4 separate regions of the Homo sapiens genome follow, and all the other regions are linked to region 1. Evidence: chromatin loops called from intact Hi-C (ENCODE). Cell type or tissue: ascending aorta. All regions are shown on one strand. Region 1 has its middle 99 kb from the start of RYBP. Region 2 has its middle 26 kb from the start of LINC00870. Region 3 has its middle 36 kb from the start of RYBP. Region 4 has its middle 24 kb from the start of LINC00877.

Evidence for each region. Hi-C counts contacts between places; a loop is a spot of excess contacts. Peaks named below come from ENCODE experiments on the same cell type or tissue, not always from the same donor. Only the 100,000 strongest peaks of a DNase experiment are listed, where the experiment ranks them.
Region 2: a loop joins it to region 1, with 2.5 times the contacts of the local background. A loop is called at or near these places in 2 of 110 quality-filtered maps.
Region 3: it touches region 1 in a loop (5-fold over the local background); 4 of 110 quality-filtered maps call a loop at or near these places.
Region 4: it touches region 1 in a loop (2.2-fold over the local background); 3 of 110 quality-filtered maps call a loop at or near these places.

The regions. Positions count from the first base shown.
Region 1 is chr3:72,345,482-72,350,481 of GRCh38, forward strand. No RefSeq gene overlaps it. Among named protein-coding and RNA genes, the nearest start is that of RYBP, 99 kb to the right of the region's middle. In ascending aorta, a CTCF peak has its summit at 2,461; DNase peaks (open chromatin) are centred at 1,360 and 2,590; H3K4me3 peaks cover 703 bases; H3K27ac peaks cover 1,881 bases.
Region 2 is chr3:72,175,077-72,180,076 of GRCh38, forward strand. No RefSeq gene overlaps it. Among named protein-coding and RNA genes, the nearest start is that of LINC00870, 26 kb to the left of the region's middle. RefSeq lists enhancers at 1,273-1,382, 1,973-2,102, 2,054-2,654, 2,423-2,482, 2,493-2,542 and a silencer at 2,643-2,782. In ascending aorta, no CTCF peak of the experiment used is centred here; DNase peaks (open chromatin) are centred at 2,375 and 2,917; H3K4me3 peaks cover 1,287 bases; H3K27ac peaks cover 1,272 bases.
Region 3 is chr3:72,480,346-72,485,345 of GRCh38, forward strand. No RefSeq gene overlaps it. Among named protein-coding and RNA genes, the nearest start is that of RYBP, 36 kb to the left of the region's middle. RefSeq lists an enhancer at 2,164-2,664. In ascending aorta, no CTCF peak of the experiment used is centred here; a DNase peak (open chromatin) is centred at 2,766; H3K4me3 peaks cover 929 bases; H3K27ac peaks cover 847 bases.
Region 4 is chr3:72,121,941-72,126,940 of GRCh38, forward strand. No RefSeq gene overlaps it. Among named protein-coding and RNA genes, the nearest start is that of LINC00877, 24 kb to the left of the region's middle. In ascending aorta, no CTCF peak of the experiment used is centred here; a DNase peak (open chromatin) is centred at 2,331; H3K27ac peaks cover 951 bases.

The sequences.
Region 1 (5,000 bases):
TCCTTCCCACAGCCCAGGAGGCCAGTAGGATTCAGTACCTCTCCCACTCTCACCCCCACTGAGTACATTCCAGCACTGGACATTTTTCCATTTATGAGCTGGGCTCTTTCTAACCTCAGGGCCTTTGTGCATGCTGCTCCCTCTGTCTGGAATGCTTTTCCTCCAGCTCTAGGTCTCAGCTCAAATACCACTTCCTCTGAGAGGCTTTGCCTGACACTCTCCATCCCCACACCCAGTCTATTTCCTTTCTAGCAGTGATCACAGTTTTTGTCATTGTTTTATCTGTCTAATCTCTCTGGGCTGCAAGCTCCTGGCGCTGTGTTCCTGCTGCTCTATCACATAGTAGGTGATCTATGAATATCTGCCAAGTGAATGCAGCACTGGCATCCAGGCTATGGGACTCCCAAGTCACATGCCTGATGCAGACCCTCCTCTCCTCTCTTTCTTCCCCGCACTGCATTCAGAAAGCAATATTCATCAAAGTCTACGGAGGAACTAGATAACTCCAAAGAGGTGGATAAGCAGGCCTCCGCCCTCAACAAATTCCCTGAGGACCAAATCCTCCCAGTTCAGCCCCTTTCCTCCTTCTTCAGAAATGGATGACCAGAGCAAACAGGCCCCCACAATGGCTGCCTGGGAGCAAGCCGCTTCCCCAGAAAGACTCTTGCTGCTCCACACCCGGGCCCCGTCAAAGATGCCCCCAGTCCTCATCCCCCAAGGGGCCTCAGGACATAGCGAGGCTTCCCTGGAGAGGGCAGCACTGCAGAACAGGGATTGGTGCCGAATAGGGACCAGATCCAGGTATAGTGGGTTGAACGGTGGCCACCAAAAAGACATGTGTAAGTCCTAACCCCTGAAGCCTGTGAATGTGACCTGATTACATTTGAAAAAAGGTATTTGCAGATGTAATTAAATTAAGGATCTCAAGATGAGATCATCTTAGATTACCTGTGTGGGTCTTAAATCCAATGACAAGCATCCTTTTAAGAAAGGGAAGAGGTGAAGATACCAACACAGAGGAGAAGGCCATGTGAAAACAGAGGCAGATATATTGGAGTGATGGGGCCACAGCCATGGAAAGCCTGGAGCCAGAATCTGGAAGAGGCTGGGAAGCATTCTCCCCCAGCGCCTTCGAAGGGAGCGTGGCCCTGCTGACAACTTGGTCAGACTTCCGGCCTCCAGAACTGTAAAAGAATACTTTTCTGTTGTTGTAAGCCACCAGTTTGTAGTTAATTTGTTATGACAGCTACAGGAAACGAATACACAGGGGAAGAGCGAACTCACCTCTTGCTTCAGCCCATGAAGAGCATGCTTCTGAGAACCACAGAATTTTCTGCTGGAAGGAACAGCAGAGCTGAGTCACCCGACATTGCCTAAATCCCAGCATCCCGGCCCCACCTGACTGCTGTTTCTACTTCCACTCACCACCCTGCTGCTCTTCCCTTAGCATTTGCCTTCTAACTGACTTAACTTTTTCTTACTCAAATGTATTTACAGGCTGGGAGCCATGGTTCATGTCTGTAATCCCAGCATTTTAGGAGGCCGAGATGAGCGGATCACTTGAGGCCAGGAGTTTGAGACCAGCCTGGCCAACATAGTGAAACGCAGCCTCTACTAAAATTAAAAAAATTAGCCTGGTGTGGGGGCTATGAATATTTGTTGAGTGTAATCCCTGCTACTCAGGAGGCTGAGGCACGAGAATCACTTGAACCCAGGAGGCTGAGGTTGCAGTGAGCCAAGGTCGCGCCACTACACTCCAGCCTGAGCAACAGAGCGAGACTCTATGTCAAAAAAAAAAGCCATATAAAATATTTACAAATAGAACTTTATGTCACTTATCAGAGGGAGAAGCAGCACCGCATGCATTCATTCACTCCATCCTCTTATTCTGTCAACGAAACATTTATGAAGCACTGACTGTGAATGGGGCAGTATTTAAGGCTCTGGAAACACAGTAGGGATGAAGCAGACAAAAAAACCCCGTCCTTGTGGAGCTTGCATTCTCGTGCAGAAGGGGCTGGGAATAGCTGCTGACTTGTCTATAGCTATGAAGATTAAAAATATTCCTTGGGGCCAGTCATGATGGCTCATGCCTGTAATCCCAGCACTTTGGGAGGTCAAGGTGGGAGGGTCACTTGAACCTAGGAGGTCAAGGCTGCAGTGAGCCATGTTCATGCCACTGCACTCCAGCCTGGCAACAGAGCAAGACCCTGTCTCCAAAAAAAAAAAAATTTCCTTGGTTGGTATGTCCCCTGATTGTGACCCCCACGTGGGGCAGTGCTCCCAGGGAGGGAGTTGAGGGCAGAAGCAGCATGGAGGCAAAGGCCAGGGTTTGAATTCTGGGCGTGCCACTTGCTGCTCTGTGCCCTGGGAACCTGAGATTTCCCTCCAAGAAAGCTGAAGGAGTCTCTAGGGCCCCCGGTCTCCTGCCACTAAGGGCCTGCAGTTCTGTGAAGGGGAAAAGCTCCTCCGCCAGGGGCAGGGCGGGGCCGGTCTGCAGGGCGAGCACAGCCGCATTCCAAGGTACAGAGCTGCTGGGCCCAGAGGTGGCCTGGAGAGAAGGCGAGAGCTGGCGAGAGGGACGTTCTGGGAGAGAAGGCGCAGCCTGCCAGAGCTCGGAGCCCGTGCCAACCCCGGCCTCCTGTGAGCAACAGGAAGGGGAGGTCGCGTGACTTGTGGGATCTGTGGGCAAAGAAACTGTGAGGCTGGACTTTCGCCCAGGGCAGACAGGAAGCCTGCTTCTGAATCCTCGAGTTAGCATACGCATCAGCCATTCACCAGACCCAGACAACCCGTTTTATATGGTTTACCCTCACAACCACCTCAAAGGCAGCATGACTATTCCCATTTGACAGATGCGGAGATCAAGACTCCTCAAGGGCACACAGCTCTAAGTGGCAGGGCCAGGATTTGAACCCAAGTCTGATCTCAACCATCTTACTTACCTTTGCCTCTATTTCTGAATTAGTAAGGTGTTGTTTGGTTGCAAGGGACAAATATCCAATTCAAACTGGCTTATCCCCAACCCCTACCCCAAAAAGAAATTTGTTGTAGTTTAGGGCTTTCAGGCACAGCTGGATCCAGATGCTCAATGTTCTCTCAATGTTGCCTCATCCTTTGGCCCTGTTTGCCTCTGTGTGAGCTTCACTTTATGGTATGAGAGGTACCAAATATGGCTACCAGAGGCTCCCAGCTTATATACTAGAAGCTTCACAGACTCACCAGAAATGTGAATCCCTGTTCTAATAGCCCTAGTATAAGTCACTGGCCCAGTTTGGGTGAGATGACCAGCCCAGAGACAGTCATATGGACAAGGATTTGCAGCAGTATTTCCATTGGCCAGGAATGGATCAGGTGTCCACCCCTGACGTTGGCAGGCCAGGGCAGTAACCTCTCACCCTCAAATCACAGGGACCGAGAATGAGGAGAGGTGATTCTCTAAGAGGAGATTGGGAATTACCAGCTGAATGGAGGCTTCACAAGCAGAACTGGTGGACATCCCCTACAGCCTCTCTGTGTTTCTCCCTTTAGTCTTTAGTAAAGTTTTTTTCTTTTTTTCTTTTTTTTGTTTTGTTTTGTTTTGGGAAAATTTCCAACCTCATTCTCATGGAAAGAAGAGGCAAAAGTTTTTAAGGCAAGGTGGTCTTGCAGTAAGCTGCCATTGTGTGGAGATGGGACTGCAGAGGAAGTGGGTTGTGCATCTGCTTTGTACAGTGATGGAATGCTTGGCTTCTTTTGGCCAACAGAATGTAAGTGAATGTGAGGTGAGCAGAGGTTTTAAATGTGCTTGCTGGTTTGGCTGGGTCTTTTGTACTTCTGCCATTCCCCATAAGACATCCTCTGTGAAACCTCTGATTCCAGAATGAAGCACATGGAACATTCCTGATCCTAACCCAAAGCCTAGAGCAGATCTACCCCCAGATGACCCACAGACCCAAGAGCAAGACAAAGAAAGAGTGTTGGTTGTGAGCCCCTGAGATTTTGTGGGGGTGCTTGTCATGCAGCATATCACAGTGCAAAATCTGACTAACACACTTTGAAAGTCTAGGGGTTCTTCCATTGAGGGAGGCCACTACTCTTGGAAGTAAACAGTCTGTCAGGAAGTGGGTCCTCTGAGCCGTGGCCACTCTATATTCTTCCCAAGATGCCCTAGGAACACAGAAGGGCTCAACCACCATATTTCAACCCCCACCCAGCAGAGTCTCCAGAAGGAATTTCAGCATCTTTTCTGGAGCAATCTGCCCTACCCTGCATCCTGAGTCTCCCGGGATCTTTACCAGCTGCGTGGCCATAAGCAAGTTAATTGCCCTCTTTCAGCCTTAGTTTCTTCACCTGTAAAAGGGAATGATACTAATCCTTAGCTTTTGGAGGAACTAATGGACAGAATGCATGTAAAACACACATTTATAGCACCTGGCACATGATAAATAGTTCAAAAAATGTTAGGTTTATAATTATTTGTTTTTGAAATTGCTGGAAGAGCAAAAATGCATTTGACTGTTCAGTCTGCTCCTCTAAGCCTTGGGAACACCATGCAATTGGTGTGTCTGTTCTCCGGAGCAGACAAACCCCCGGGTGCCTAAACTCAGAAGAGGCATTTGGGCCACTGAAGAAGCAAATTTTGATTGGTTTTGTTTTGGTTTGTTGGGGTTTTTTTCTCCCTCAATTTTTGGCTTCTGTTTTAGTTACTTGAAATCACACAGCCGATTTATTTATTTTGATTGCTCTTCACACAAGTAAAAATAAAACAAAGAAGTGCGAACAGTGACAGCCTTTGCTACAACTTTACTCAGGACAAAGAACCGTGGCTAGAAGAAAAGTCACAATTCCATTAAGTGGGAAAACACTGAACTCTCACGCTTCGTTTCCATCGGAAATTTACTATGAGGTGGGATTTTCATGCCAATTGACAAACCAGCGCCCAGTTCAGACTCCTTCAGGCTCTGCCTTCCTCAGCCTCCTGTCCCCTACTGTGCAGTGTGGAACTTGGAACGAAAATA
Region 2 (5,000 bases), 170 kb before region 1:
TCATTCATTTATCTGCATTACATCATCTTTGCAGGACAACTGCATAGAAGTAACCTCCCAACCCAGCTGACCAATCTGCGCAGGTAGCAAGCGCTCCCTGCATAACTTCTTAGTGGCCTCCCTTCAGGATTGGTTCCCTACCCACTTGTATTAGTCAGCTATTACCAAAATAATGCTATGTAACAATCATCCTCAACATTTGGTGGCTTAAAATAACTATCGATTCTCTCCACTGACTGTACGGTTCAGCTAGCTCCAGGCTGAGGATCGACCTCAATCTGCTTCACTTGCTAACCAGAGTATACTCTTTTCATGGCGAATAGTGGGGATGCCAGAGACCAAGTTGAATTGCACACTTCAAGCCTCTGCTTATGTTGTAGTTGCTTCTGTTCATTGACTCAAGCAAGTCACAAGGACAAGCCTCAAGTTGGTGGGGCAGAGGAAGTATCCTCTTCCCTAAATGGGCAGGGAGAAGAGTGAACGTTTGCTGAACAATAAGATTATCAATCACACTACCCCTCTAGCCTCATCTTGAGCCCTCTACCCCTTAATTCCTGTTTAGCCAGTCAAAATGTACTGGGCAGTCTCTAGCCTCAGGACCTTTGCATATGCTGTTCTCTCTGCCTGGAAGTCTCTTTCTCTTCCTAGTCCTCAATTACTCCTTCTGATTCTTCAGATTTATGTCTCCTTACTTCCGCAGAGAATTCTGCCCTAATCCCAAGACCAGGTTGAGCCTACACTCTGTACCAGGCACTGCCCTTAGTCACTGCCCAGCTTCCAGGAAGCCGCTCCATTCATAGCACTCTGAGAAAGCTTCCCATTTTCATGCTTTTGCTCCCTCTATCTGTGATCTCCTGTCTTGTTGTTGTTGTTGTTGTTGTTGCTGTTGCTGTTGAGACAGTATCTTGTTCTGTTGCCCAGGCTGGAGTGCAGTGGCACAGTCATGGCTTACCATAGCCTCAACTTCCTGGGCTTATGATCCTCCCACCTCAGCCTCCTGGGTATCTGTGACTACAGGTGCATATCATCATTCCTGGCTCATTTTTGCATTTTTTATAGAGACGGTGTCTCACCACATTGTCCAGGCTGCTCTTGAATTTCTGGGCTCAAGCAATTCACCCACCTCAGCCTCCCAAAGTGCTGGGATTACAGGCATGAGCCACCGCGCCCGGCCCATCTGTCTTACCTTTATCCATTTGGCTCCTTTGTATAATTCATAGCTCAGCCTAAACATGACTTTCCCTGAGCACCTAAAGTAACACATTACACTCTGCATAACACTTAAACAATTGACTTTTTTTGTCTTAGTCATTGGATAGTTCCACCAGCAGGTATACCCCAGTAAAGAAAGTTCTTGTCTAATTTGCCCAACCCTGTATCACCAGAGCCTGGCACACTGCTTGGCCCATGGTAGGAACTCAAATCTTTTAAAAGCGAATTGCAAATTTGGTAGTAGTGCTTCAGCAGCCCTTGTGTCTGTGAGGCTGACCTCTGCAATGTCTGGGGTCAGATCCGTCCGTTTGCGGTCACACCTCTTTTCGTAAGACAGGCCCAAGTGGTTAGTTACCTGGCTCACCATGAATATGTGTTAAGCCTCTGAAAGGCGCTCTCAAGGTTGAGTTCCCACTGGCGCAGATGTCTGTGCAAGTGGTTAGGTGACCCAGTAAGAGAGGGGAAGTGAGACAAGGAAGGGAGAAAAAGCCCTACAGGGTGTGTCTGTGGGGAACTGGGGTCCGCAGCATGGGGAGTAAAACACACCTTAGCTATCCCCATGGAGGGGCACTGGACCTGGGGTGTGTGTCCACCAGGCATGGCTGAGGGCAGCTGGGGACTGGAGGGGTAACACCCTGGAACTTCTGGCCTGGCTTGTACCAGGGGCTGGGCTGGCTGGGGCAGCCAGAGAGGACCCTCAGGCAAAGCCAGCAGTTGTTGGAAACCGTTAGGGTGGGATCAGCCTGCCCAGGAGTGAGGGGCAGCTGCCACAGGCAGAGCCTGTTGGGATCTGTGACAGAGACCGGTGGAATGAATGAGCTGACATCAGGGAGAGGACAGTGGGGTGAGGAGCAGGGCGGTCAGGCGTGGGGAGAGACAGGGGCCATGCCGAGGCCAGCTTTTACAGCCGCGCCTGGAGCAGCTCAGGGGTCTTAGGAGGGAGAGGTCCTTCCGACTGACGATGACTCATCCCAGGGGTGGGCCTAGGAGGATCCCGAGCCCAGAGTCCAGGCTCAAAGCCATCGGCAGTTACTTGGCAATTTATTCCCGGTTTCTCAGAGGTAACAGCCAACGCAGGAACAGTGTGTTGCTCCCTTTAAAAAGGCTTAGAACATTCCGGAAAGAGACCTAAATTTAATAGCAGGAGAGAGGGAGGAGGGGAAGTGGTTGCAGAGCCTGGAGGGAAGCCAGGAATCCTGCCTCCTCCTCCCCAGCCGCAGAGGACATGCGGACATGTGTGGGCAGGTCCCTTCTGACCCATGGCAGGTCCCTGTTGATGGTCAGGCTGGGGATCGTGCAGGCCTTTTTGTTATCCCGGGGTCTCCTTCTGAGCTATGCTAACACTGTGCAGTGCCTATAACCAAGAAGAAAAAGGAAAGAAACAGAGGAAACTCAAAGCAGCCAGCCTCTCTGACTTGTGAGCAGCTTGGGTAAAGGACCGGTGGCTGAGCCAATTTTTAATCACAGCTCACCTGCCTAGTACCGCCCGTGAGACCAGTGACCACCGAAGCCGGGCGAGGGCCCACGCCTCCCCTCGCCGTGGTTTCTGTGGTTAACTCCGCTGCACTGAACACCTCCCCTCCTCCCCTCTTCACTTCTGCGTGTGCGCCGCGTCCAGACCGACGGCCCTAAGGCTGCTTTAACCCAAGCACTGCCGGTCCGTGGAGGTCCCCATGGACACCCTCACTGCACAGGGGTTAGGACCTTGCCTCTGGGGCCAGATGGTCTGCGTTCAGAACCTGGCTGTGCCAACCACTGGGTCCCAGTTTCTCCGAGCCCCGCTCAGTGAGAGTGTCTTCCCATAACGGGGGTGAGCCTCACGTCACCCCGTTCATCTGGGGCCCAGGGAAAGCACGGTGGTCTGTTTCAGCACTGGAGGAAACAATGTCTGTGTTGACCTCATGGAGAGATGGCTGTCCTCTCCAGGGAGGTCCCTTCCCAGAGAATTTTGAAAGGCAGTTTGACTGTTAGCAATTTTTGGTTTAGACACAACTTTAGAATCTTTTCTCCTGTGTTTCAAGTGACTTCCATCGGTGTGGTTTCTCCAGGGGTGATCCCAGGGACACCAGCTTGAGAATCACCTGGGGAAGGGGTAGGGTGGGGGGAGGAGGGGGCTTATCAAATGCAGTTCCTTGGGACCAGCCCGTTCTTTGCTTCTCTCAGAACCCCTGTGAGTAGATGGATAATCAACCTCCTTTTACCATAGATGAAACTGAGGCTCGGAGAAGTTAGGGGACATGCCCGAGATGATTTAATTAAATAATGACAGGCATATCTTCAACTGCTGCAGCCCCTGCCCTGGTCACAGGCTCCCTGTGGACCCCACCTGCTAAACATAAACAAACCCATAGTGCAGCAGCCACAACTCAAGCTGGGAGGCCTTTGTGGAGGTTGATTTTTATCTCCCCGCAGTCAGGCACAAGTGAGAATTTCATAAATAGTTCTAACAAAGCTGCCTTTCACAGCCAGCTCTTTGCACTGTAAAAAATAATAATAATAAAATAAAAACCTGATTTCAGAAACCATGTCCCCAGGCTTCATTGTTTCTTTCTGTTTTTCAACTCTTTGACATTTTACTCACAGGGGAACTTTCTCAAACACTTCATGCATCCATTCAACAAAATTTATTGAGCACCTTCTATGTGTCAGGGGCCATACAAGGTGATAGAATCAACTGCTGTGAGTAAGATGAAGGTCTTGCCTTTATGAAGCTTCTACTCAAGAAAACAAAAAGGGAAAGTGTCAGGGGAAATGAGAGCTAATAAGTAACATTAGGCAGGTGATAGGGTTTAGGACATGTTACCCCAAAATAGAGCATCTTGGCATCTGAGAAAACCAGCAGAAGCGGGAAGGTCTCTTTGACCCCAACCCTTCTCCCCTGAAGCACACCATCAAACATCATAGAATCCTCTGACCTTCTGCTGAAGTCGGTCATAAGAGCCTCATGTGGAATACAGTGGAATACTACTCATGTGGGCAGTGCCTACGTCATAAGCAGAGGAAAGGAGAGTATATGAAGCAGGAACTCAGCAAAGAATCTGAACAAACAGGCCCCCAGGTTATTATCAGTAGATCACACCCCCTTTGTCCAATCGCACTGCTCCAGGACTATCCACCTCTTCATGAAACTTAGCGTAAAAATACACAGGTTTCCCCGTTGTTGTTTTTTGCGGTCTTTCACTTCTAAAGGGACCCATGTCATATAAAACTATATTAAATAAATTTCTATGCTTTTCTCTTGTGAAAAGAAATCTTTCCTCCCCTGCACAAGGTAAGTAAGATAGAGTGTGAAGGTGGAGAGGTGTCATTTATTTTAACTCTAAAAGATAGGGACTTTTACAAAACATAACCTCAATGCCATTATCACACTTAAAAAATAACCAGGACTCCTTAATATGCAATCATGTCCCATCAGTGTTCACACCTCCCCATTGTCACGAATATTTTTGCATGCTATGAACCTTACTTAAATTCAGGTTCTAACAAATCTCTTTCAGTCTTTAGGTTCTTACCCATTTCCTTTCTTCGTTTTTGTTTCTTGCAGGTTTTTGTTGAAATGGCCAGGTCATTTGTCCCCTAGAATATCCTGTGGTATGGATTTTGCAGATTGCATGCCCATGCCATCATTTCTTCTGTTAGGAGGTGCCATTGTATGCAGAATGTGACATCTGAACAGAGGCTGGAATGAAAGACAAGGGCGGGAGCCATGCAGAAATCTGAGAGTAAGAGGGTCCCGTTCAGCTTTCATTTTTTCTTAGCTTTACTGCTCATAGTTGTGACCTCTGAAA
Region 3 (5,000 bases), 130 kb after region 1:
TTCATTCTAGAGGAAGCCAGCTGCCATGTCATGAGGACACTCCAGTGGCCCTATGGAGGGGTCCTGCAAGTAAGGACCAGAGGCCTCCCTGTCAACCTGCCAGCAGGTGTGAGCCATCTTGGAAGCAGATTCTCCAGCCCAGATCTTCAGATGACCACAGGCCCAGGTGACCTCCTGACTGCAACCCCAAGCCACAACCATGCAATGAGCCACTCCCTCTTTCCTGCCTACCATAAACTGTGTGAGAGAATAAACTGTGAGTGTATTGTCACTTTGGGCTATTTAACTGAGCAGAAATCTGTTATGCTGCAATAGATAATCAACCCTTCAGCTTTGGAGCCATCTAGGAAGGTTTAGGGACCAGCATGGCTTTGGGAGGAGCAATTCATTCCAAGCCAATTTAATTTCCTCTCATGATGAAGTGACCTGGCATGCGGATAAGGGAGCAATAAGTGTATCTCCTCGCCTCTGGAGGGCTTTTAATTCAATACCACATGCCACTCTCATCAACATGCAGGGAGGCAGGGTCTGGGCAGTGGTTCATTGATTTGGCCCTAGGAGAATACACGTAGGAGCTCATCCAGGACTTGAGGGAGGGGAAGGAATATGGATATTTCTGTGATCTGAATGTGTCCCCCAAAATTCATGTGTTGGAAACTTGATCCTTAATGCAATAGTGTTGGGAGGTGGAACCTTTGGGGAGGTGTTTAGATCAGGAGGGCTCTGCCTTCATGAATGGATCAATGCTATCACAAAAGGGCCTGATGGAGGCAGTTTGGTTCTTTTTTTGCCTTTCCTTCTGCCTTCTGCGTGGGAGGGCACAGCATTCAAGACACCATCTTAGAAGCAGAGACTGGGCCCTCACCAGACACAAAACCTGCCAGTTCCTTGATGTTGGACTTATCAGAATCCAGAACTGTGAGAAATAAATTGATAAATTACCCAATTTGTGGTATTTTGTTATAGCAGCACAAACAGACTAAGATAGATACTAATACTAATACAATACCAACATCAAAACTGCTAGCAGGCTGGGCATGGGGTTCACACCTGTAATCCCAGCACTTTGGGAGGTCAAGGCAGGCAGATCTCTTGAGGCCAGGAGTTTGAGACCAGCCTGGCCAACATGGTGAAACACTGTCTCTACTGAAAATATAGCCAGGCATGGTGGTGTGTGCCTGTAACCCTGAGTAATCTTGGGAGTCTGAGGCACAAGAATCGCTTGAACCCAGGAGGCAGAGGTTGTAGTGAGCCGAGATCCTGCCACTGCCCTCCAGCCTGGGTGATAGAGCAAGATTCTGCCTTTAAAAAAAAAAAAAATGCTGCTAGCAATGCACTTCACTAATACTCATTTTACACTGCTAATACTTGTCACCCAGAAAACCTCCCTCCTGGAGAGCCCCAGGTTCTTCAGAACTCAGTAATCACTCTTTAACAAACAAAGAAAATGGTTTCAGCCCCACTGCAGCACTCTGACACATCTTCAAAAACTCCACAGATTTCCAGAAAGACATACCTTCTCCTGGTCAGTGGGGGTTACGCCCTCGGTCACCACTGTCATCTGGTCCTTAGCCATCATCCTCTGTTCCTGAAGCTGCCATTCTCTCTCCCCATCTCTGTTACCCCTGGACCACCTCACATCTGCCATGCCTCATAGCATCATGAACACAAAGCTGGTTCCCAAAAGTGTTTGTGGATAACGGAAGGGGTATTGCAGTCCTGCATATCTGGTCAATTACAGGAACACAGCATCCTGGTTCTTGGCTGGGTGCAGCGGCTCACATCTGTAATCCCAGCACTTTGGGAGGCAGGTGGATCACTTTAGGTTAGGAGTTTGAGACCAGCCTGGCCAACACGGTGAAACCCTGTCTCTACTAAAAATACAAAAAATTAGCCGGGTGTGGTGGTGCACACCTATAATCCCAGGCACTTGGGAGGCTAAGGCAGGAGGATCACTTGAACCTGGGAGGTGGAGGTTGCAGTGAGCCAGGATGGCACTGCTGCACTCCAGCCAGGGTGACAGAGCGAGGCTCTATCTCAAAATATTTTAAAAAGTAAAAAATAAATAAAAATAAAAAAAGCAATATAGCATCCTGGTTCTTGAGTTTTCTGGACTGTCCCTACACCGGGGGCTTCTCTTGCTCTAGAGATGTCCTTGCTAATCATTGCTCTCCTGAGCTGCCTCTGTTTTTCTCTGGACCCTCTCCTCTCAATCCCTTCCTGCTTCCCATCTCTGTGGCCTTGGCTTCTTCTTAACAAGCTTGCCACCCCCAACTTCAAATTCCTGTCAATTTGTTGTAAACAAGCTACCTCTGTTTGTGTCTTGCCTTTTCCCACCAGGGAGGTATAGACATGGTTAAAGACACGGCCTCTGGCACTGGAAGGCCTCCTTTTCACTCCCAGCTAGGCATTCTTCAAATCCTTCCTATCCCTATTTTACAGCTGACAAAACTGACTTCCGGGGGATTTGGTTTTGCTCAAGGACCCAGGGTCCTTCAGGGGTAGGTAGGAAAGATCTGGGACAACTCCCAGGCCTCTTCCAGGCAGAAGGAGAAGTAGGTTGGAGAATGCTAGTTGAGGGCACCTGCAAAAGCTAAATCAAGACTGCCTGAAGCTTAGGAGGAAGGAAATGTGTGTAGATTTAGTTCCTAGAGGGCTTATAAATAGGACCATTGCTCATTTGTCCTGAAAAGTCGCTGGGCAACCTTCCCGAGGTGAGGGGTGGGGGCGGGGCCACATGCCCTCCTGAGGTCATTTCTAGCTTGATGATTCACACGGCAAAATCCCAGCGTGGGTTCAGCGCCCCTCCCCGCACCCGCCCCGTGTACTTTCATTTTGCATTATGATTTTTCACTCAAGCTGATGCGAACCCAAATTGATGTCATTTCCCTCCCAATAAGCTCTTGACCAGAAAACATCTAATTCTCCATCTAGCTGGGATTTTTTTTTTTTCACTCAGTTTCTATAAAATCATGCTGCAGTTTGCCTCGATATTTTCTTCTCTTTTAAAGATAGCATTTGTCAAGGCTTATCTTCTGGTCGTAAAACTAATATATATGCTCACTGCAAAAGAATCTGGAACACAAGAGGCCTGAAAGAAGAAAATAAAAATTATATATAGCATCACACACGTAGACAAACAGGAAAGATCATAGTATGTTTTCTTTCTGTCTTCCCCTTGTATATATATCTTTAACATAATTAGATCAAATGCTTTTTTAAAAATCTATTTAAGAGTGAGAGGGAAGAATCATAGATTCTGGCTTCAGCAGAACATGTGTTTTAATAGGTTATATTTATTGAGGGCTGAAAATGTTCTAGGCACTTTACTCAGTGTGTATTGGTGGAATGTCAGCCATTTATGTTCATTGCTTTTCAAAATCCTCACAACAGCCCCTGAGAAAGATATTACTATCATGCCCATTTTACAGGTGAGGAAGCTGAGGCTCTGAGACGTCCCAAGAACAGCTGGTTCATAAAGCAGCTGGGATTAATTTTAATTAAAGTCATCTTGCTTCCACAGGCTGGGCTCTTAAACTTTTTATTTATTTATTTATTTATTTATTTATTTATTTATTTATTTACTTTTCATAGAGACAGGGTCTCACTGTGTTGCCCAGGCTGGTCTCGAACTCCTGGGCTCAAGCAATCCCCCCAACTTGGCCTCCGAAAGTGCTGAGACTACAAGTGTGAGCCACCACACCTGGCCAGCTATTAACCTTTATAGTATGTATAGAGTTTGTCACTTCATAGGGATAAGTGCTTCAATTGGGAATGCCATGAAGGCAACACTGGCCTGCTTCTCATGTAACTAAGAATTTTTTTTTTTTTTTTTGAGACAGGGTCTCACTCTGTCGCCCAGGCTGGAGTGCAGCGGTACAATCTCGGCTCACTGTAATCTCCACTTCCCAAGTTCAAGCGATTCTCATGCCTCAGCCTCCTGAGTAGCTGGGACTACAGGCACACACCATCACACCTGGCTAATTTTTGTATTTTTTGGTAGAAACGGGGTTGCACCATGTTGGCCAGGCTGGTCTCGAACTCCTGACCTCAAGTGATTCACCCACCTCAGCCTCCCAAAGTGCTGGGATTACAGGCACGAGCCACCTCACCGAGCCTGTAACTGGGAATATTTTAATCAAAGCACAACATACTCGTGGAACAAAGATCATGCTCCATTCTGACCTTCTGCAACCCTTTGCTTTAAAGAATATATAGGGAGAAAGGAAACTGGAGGAAAAGGTCATAAGCGTACTTGCCAGTGCTACTACAAGTTTGCCCATGCCTTCCTATAAGTGTTGCTATTTTAGTGCTTGATGGACATCTAAAGTGTCCCTGGGCATGGGGGAGCTGAGAGGTGCTGGGGCTCAGCACAGATGCTGTAAAGTGACTGCTCATTCTTTCTGTGGCCATTCATTGACTACCTACCGTGTGTCTCTCAGGCACAGTGCTCAGCATGTACTCCAAATGTAATCTGTATAAAACCAGCATGCCCATGGGGTCGGCTTCAAAGTGTTGAAGTGATATCATAATGTATTAGTCATTCTCATAAAGTATGCTCATAAAGACATACCTGAGACTGGGTAATTTATAAAGGAAAGAGGTTTAATTGACTCACAGTTCCACATGGCTGGGGAGGCCTCACAGTCATGGCGGAAGGTGGATGAGCAGCAAAGTCACGCCTTACATGGTGGCAAGCAAGAGGGCTTGTGTAGGGAAACTTCCCTTTATAAAACCATCAGATCAGGCTGGGTGCAGTGGCTCACGCCTGTAATCCCAGCACTTTGGGAGGCTGAAACGGGTGGATCATTTGAGGTCAGGAGTTCAAGACTGGCCTGGCCAACATGGTGAAACCCTGTCTCTACCAAAGATACAAAAAATAAGCCAGACGTGGTGGCACATGCCTATAATCCTAGCTACTCAGGAGGCTGAGGCATGAAAATCACTTGAACCCAGGAGGTTACAGTGAGCCAAGATCACGTCACTGCACTCCAGCCTGG
Region 4 (5,000 bases), 220 kb before region 1:
ATTTGCTTCTAGGATGATAACTTAGATCTACAAACTGACAACTCACAGGCTCAACTCAGCTTGCAGTGACTGGTGAAACCTGAAAGTATATATTTTTTAATGATAAATTTCAGACTTCGGATTTCAAAACTCTGTCTTTCTGGCTTCTTCTGAAGCACTGGCAAGCCTGGCCCCACTGGGCCTGTCTGCTCTGGTAGTTACAGTGGGCTAGGTCTGCGAAGCGGGTGCCCCACGCCCAGCTCCCAGAAGGGAAGCCAGCTCTTCGTTTCTCCACAATTCCCGCATGGCCTGTTTCACTCCTGCCGGATCCCTGTCAGCAGTGGAGTTTGCAGCCCTGCTGTAACAACTTTGAGGGCAGAAAGCATTCCTTACTAATCTTGGTTTGGTGTGATGATTAAAAGCACAGATATTGGGCCCAAACTATTTAGGGTCCTATTTAGTGCTGATGCTCACTAGCGTGTGGGCCTCGGCAAGGTACTTATCCTTTCCTTGATCCGGCTTTCTCTTCTGTAAAATGAGGATAACAACATTGTAGTGCCTACTTGATAGTATTCTTGTGATGATTAAATGAGCTAATACATATAAGGTGCTTAAAACAGTGCCTGGTAGGTAGCTAGCCATCCAATGTCAGCTTCATCTACTAGTTGCAGTAGAGATGATAGAATATTCCTCACAGAACCTAGCATACATAGTAGGTATACAAACACATTTACTAAATGAATGAACAAATTACATATCATTTACAAAGTCCTCACAGAAACTGGGCTAACCCAGATGGCAGCCTGATATAATGGAATGCTCATCAATGTGGCTATCCTGGATCAATCAGTTGAGGGTCAAGAGGACATGATTCGGCTGTTTCAACTTTAACCTATCACAGGCTGGGAGCGGTGGCTCATGCCTGTAACCCCAGCATTTTGGGAGGTGGAGGTGGGTGGATTGCTTGAGCTTAGGAGTTTGAGACCAGCCTGGGCAACATGGCAAAAGCCCTTCTCTACAAAAATAAATAAATAAATAAAATTAGCTGGGTGCGGTGGTGAACCTGTAGTCCCAGCTACTCAGGAGGCTGAGGAGAGAGAACTACTCGAGCGCAGGAGGTTGAGGCTGCAGTGAGCTGTGGTTGCACCACTGCACTCCAGCCTGGGTGACAAAGTGAGACCCTGTTTAAAAAAAAAACTTTAGCCTGTGAAAAGATATCTATATATGTATCCAAGGGAAAACAACAAAACAAAACATCAGGTTGAATGGTGGAGATTGTACGCTAATTATCCAAGTACACAATTCTCAAAGTTCCAATAAGATTGTCTGAATTCCAGTCAAGGTCCTCCAAAACTTCTAACCAGAGGTGTTTGGGGACAATACGGCAGAAGAAAGGGGATGGTGTGGTCATAGCGTGGAAGTGAAGTGCTCCTGCAGAGACGTTCATTATTTCCACTGAGGTTGTATGTTCATTGGAATGGCTAGAGGAGGTTCGTTGATGGAAATTATGGGAGAATCAACTTTTTCTTCCTTGTACAAGACCTCTTCCAGGTACAACTCTCAGTCTACATCAATGACCATATACTAGTTGAAGGGACTAAGCAGTGATGAAGATAATAGCCACATTCCAATGCAGAGAAAACAGACATTCACTTCTAGAAACATCTAACTCTTCGCAATGTCTCTCAAAAAGAAAACGCCATGGAACATAGTTGAGTACTCTTGGCCCTTATCCCTGAACCTATGGTGAGGGATTCTAATTCAAAAGTGATTTGCATCCCTATGGTGGATACCTTATGGATGACGTTTAACTGAGCCTAAACCAGAGGAAAAGTACTCAGTAAAAGAAACTTTATCACCCTCACGAAAGGCCAACAGCTGGAAGATATTTTGTACCTATTCTAATTAAGGTAGATGCTTTGCTTTTCTTCTGGAATTCCTGCAGGAATGACCACGGGGAGAATGATGTCAGTAGATCATCATCTCCAGGCCAAGAGTTGTTCCTTCCAAAAACAAGACCCCAGAACTCCATCTAGAAGGGATCAGCCAAGACTTGGGCACCTTCGCCTGCAGGCCACAGTTCAGTTGTGTTAGAGGAGAGGTAAGCTGTGATGATTTTGAAAGCCGAGATCTGACGTGGCCTTAAATTCATGTGATAACAAGTTTCCAGTCCTGGATTTGGAAGATCTCCAAGGAAACTTCTTTCCAGAGCATCAAACGAAGCCAAGAGAGATTACGACATCTGGGACCAGCACTGAACATTTGAAGGTGATGATTGTTTAGGCAAGTGATTTACTGGTGACCTGCAGGGAAAACAAAGTCAAGCAGAGAAGGGGACTGACGTGGCAGGCAGAAGCAGCCAGTGAAAGCTGGTGGTATGAATCATCAGTGGCCCCGAGCCAAAATAAGTACCTAAGAGTGAAGTAGAAGAGATTGGTGGAGGGGACAGGAGACCTGTGTTCTGGTCCCAACTTGGCCACTTATTTTCTGTGACCTTATATGAGAGGCTTTGCTGTTGAACTTTTTTTGTCTCCCTCTATAGCATAGAAGAGGAAGATTAGGTCTCAACATTCAAATCTCAAAAGCCTTCAGGGACCAGGCTGGAAACATCTATCATGAAGGAGATTGGGTGAGACAATAAAGAGGCAGGGAATGTGGGTGATTGCGGCTAACCAAAAGAGTATCCACTGCTGGGTATGGTAGGTCGCACCTGTAGTCCCAGTTACTTGGGAGACTGAGGTGGGAGGCTTGCTTGAGGCCAGCAGTTCAAGACCAGCCTGGACAACATAGCAAGACCTTGTCTTTAAAAAAGTAAAAAAAATATATATATATTAGCAGGATGTGGTCTCATGTGCCTCGAGTCCCAGCTACTTGGGAGGCTGAAGTCTGGGGGATCGCTTGAGCCCAGGAGTTTGAGGCTGCAGTGAGCTATGATTGTGCCACTGCATTCCAGCCAGGGTGACAGAGCAAGACCCTGTCTCCAGGAAAAAGTAAAAATGTAAAAAAGAGTGTCCACTCCTGGCTAAAATCTTTCAGGTGCATTATTGCTAAAGTGCTGCATGATGAATGTGCCTCTGTTCTGACTTGGCCTGCAGACTGTTATCTTATTCATCCATGGGAACCGAATGATGCCCAGGGCCACATATGGCCCTAAGCTTTTGGGTATCTGTGATCCTAAAATGGGTCCATTTCACTCTTAAATACTAAGGACATGGGGCTGTAGCTTGTTTGGATGAAGAGCATGGGCTCTGCAGTAATGTGGGGTTGAGTCTTCTGCTCTGTCACTAACTAGGGGCCCATGTTCCACTGTTTGTGCTTCCAAAATTCAACAACTTTGAAAACCAAAAGATTTTCTGTAGGTTTACAGTCATTTGGTGGCAAAACTGACCTGAATTATTTAGAAAGATCATTTATACCAGAGGTTGACAATTTTTTTTTCCCGTAAAGGGCCAGATAGTATTTTTGGCACTCAGCTCTACCCTTGCAGCAGGGAAGCAGCCATAAGAAGTGGGCATGGCTGTGTTCCCATAAAACCTGATCTACATAAACAGGTGGGATTTGGCCCACAGGGTGTAGTTTGCTGACTTCTGAAGTATACTATTTAGCACAAACAATTCAGACATTTTGCTATAGAAATATTAATGATTCTGATTATTGGGTGCTGTCCCAGATACCTCTGGGGTTATGGTAGACAGACTAATGGTCCCCAAAGATGTTTGGGTCCTAATCCCTAAAACCTGTGGATGTGTTACCTTACATGGCAATGGGAACTTTGCAGATGTGATTAAATGGAGGACCTTGAAGATGCAGAGGTGATCCTACTTTCTCTGGGTGATCACACCTTCCCCAGTGTAATCACATAGGTCCTTCTAGGAGGGGATGCAGAGTCAGAAACACACAAAGTTCAGATGCACAGGAGACGCTATGACAGTGGCAGAGGTTAGAGAAATGGAAGTTTGAAGATGCTGCGCTCCTGGCTTTGAAGATGGAGGGAGAGGTGTGAGCCAGGGAAAACACGCAGCCTCTAGAACCTGGAGAAGGCGAGGAAACAGATCCTCCCCTAGGGCCTTCAGGAGGAACACAGCCCTGCTCTCCTTGAGTTTAGACCTTCTGACCTTCAGAACTGTAAGACAATAAATCTGTATTAAGTCATTAAGTTTGTGGTAATTTTAACAGTAATAATAGAAACTAACACAGAGGTATAGTGACATATATGGTACATGCACTAAATTTCCTTTCTAAAACCTAAGATTTATGAATATGAAAACTTGTGAGCTGAAAGCTTTGGGTCAGATACTGGCTTGTGGATTTGTAGTGGCATGATCTTGAGCAAGATCATTCAGCTCCTTAAATCTCAGTTTCCCCATCAATACAGTGGGTATACAATCTTATCTTCCCTTATAAAGTCATTGAGGAGAGGATGGTGATGTTCCTTCCAGATTCCCCTTCAAGAAAGATGTGCGCAAACTGCAGTAGGCGCTCTTGGTAGGGAGTCTGCCTTTGGTATCAGCCCAGTAGGGGTTATCTCAGCTGTAGAACACCCTGAGGGGAATCATATCTATGTCAGCTCAGAGTTGAGTATATAGGGCCTGCCATTTCCAAAATGCTGAGAACCAAGAGTCAGAATTTCCAGTTATCAGCAAACACTTCAGTCTAAACTTTAAAAATTGGGGAAGCTTGGTGGGTATTTCAAAATAGTTTGCTAAAGTCGTAGGAAATGCCCAGTCTTCCAGTATTTGGGTGGAGTTGTCCCTCTTGGTGTCCCTATACCCTTCTCACACTTAGTAAATAGTCTCTTTATTAAAATCTCCCCAAGTTCCCCAATTTAAGTCTGTCATTTGCTTCCTGCTGCAACCCCACTAATGTCAGTAACAATGAACTTTATTAAACATTTGCTGTAAGTCCTGCAAGCGCAGTGTCATTTACTCCTCGTGAGAATTCCGTGAAATGAGTGTTACTAGTCCAACTTATGGAAGATGAATCTAAAGCTTAAAGAAATTACAATCACAGAGTTAGAAAAT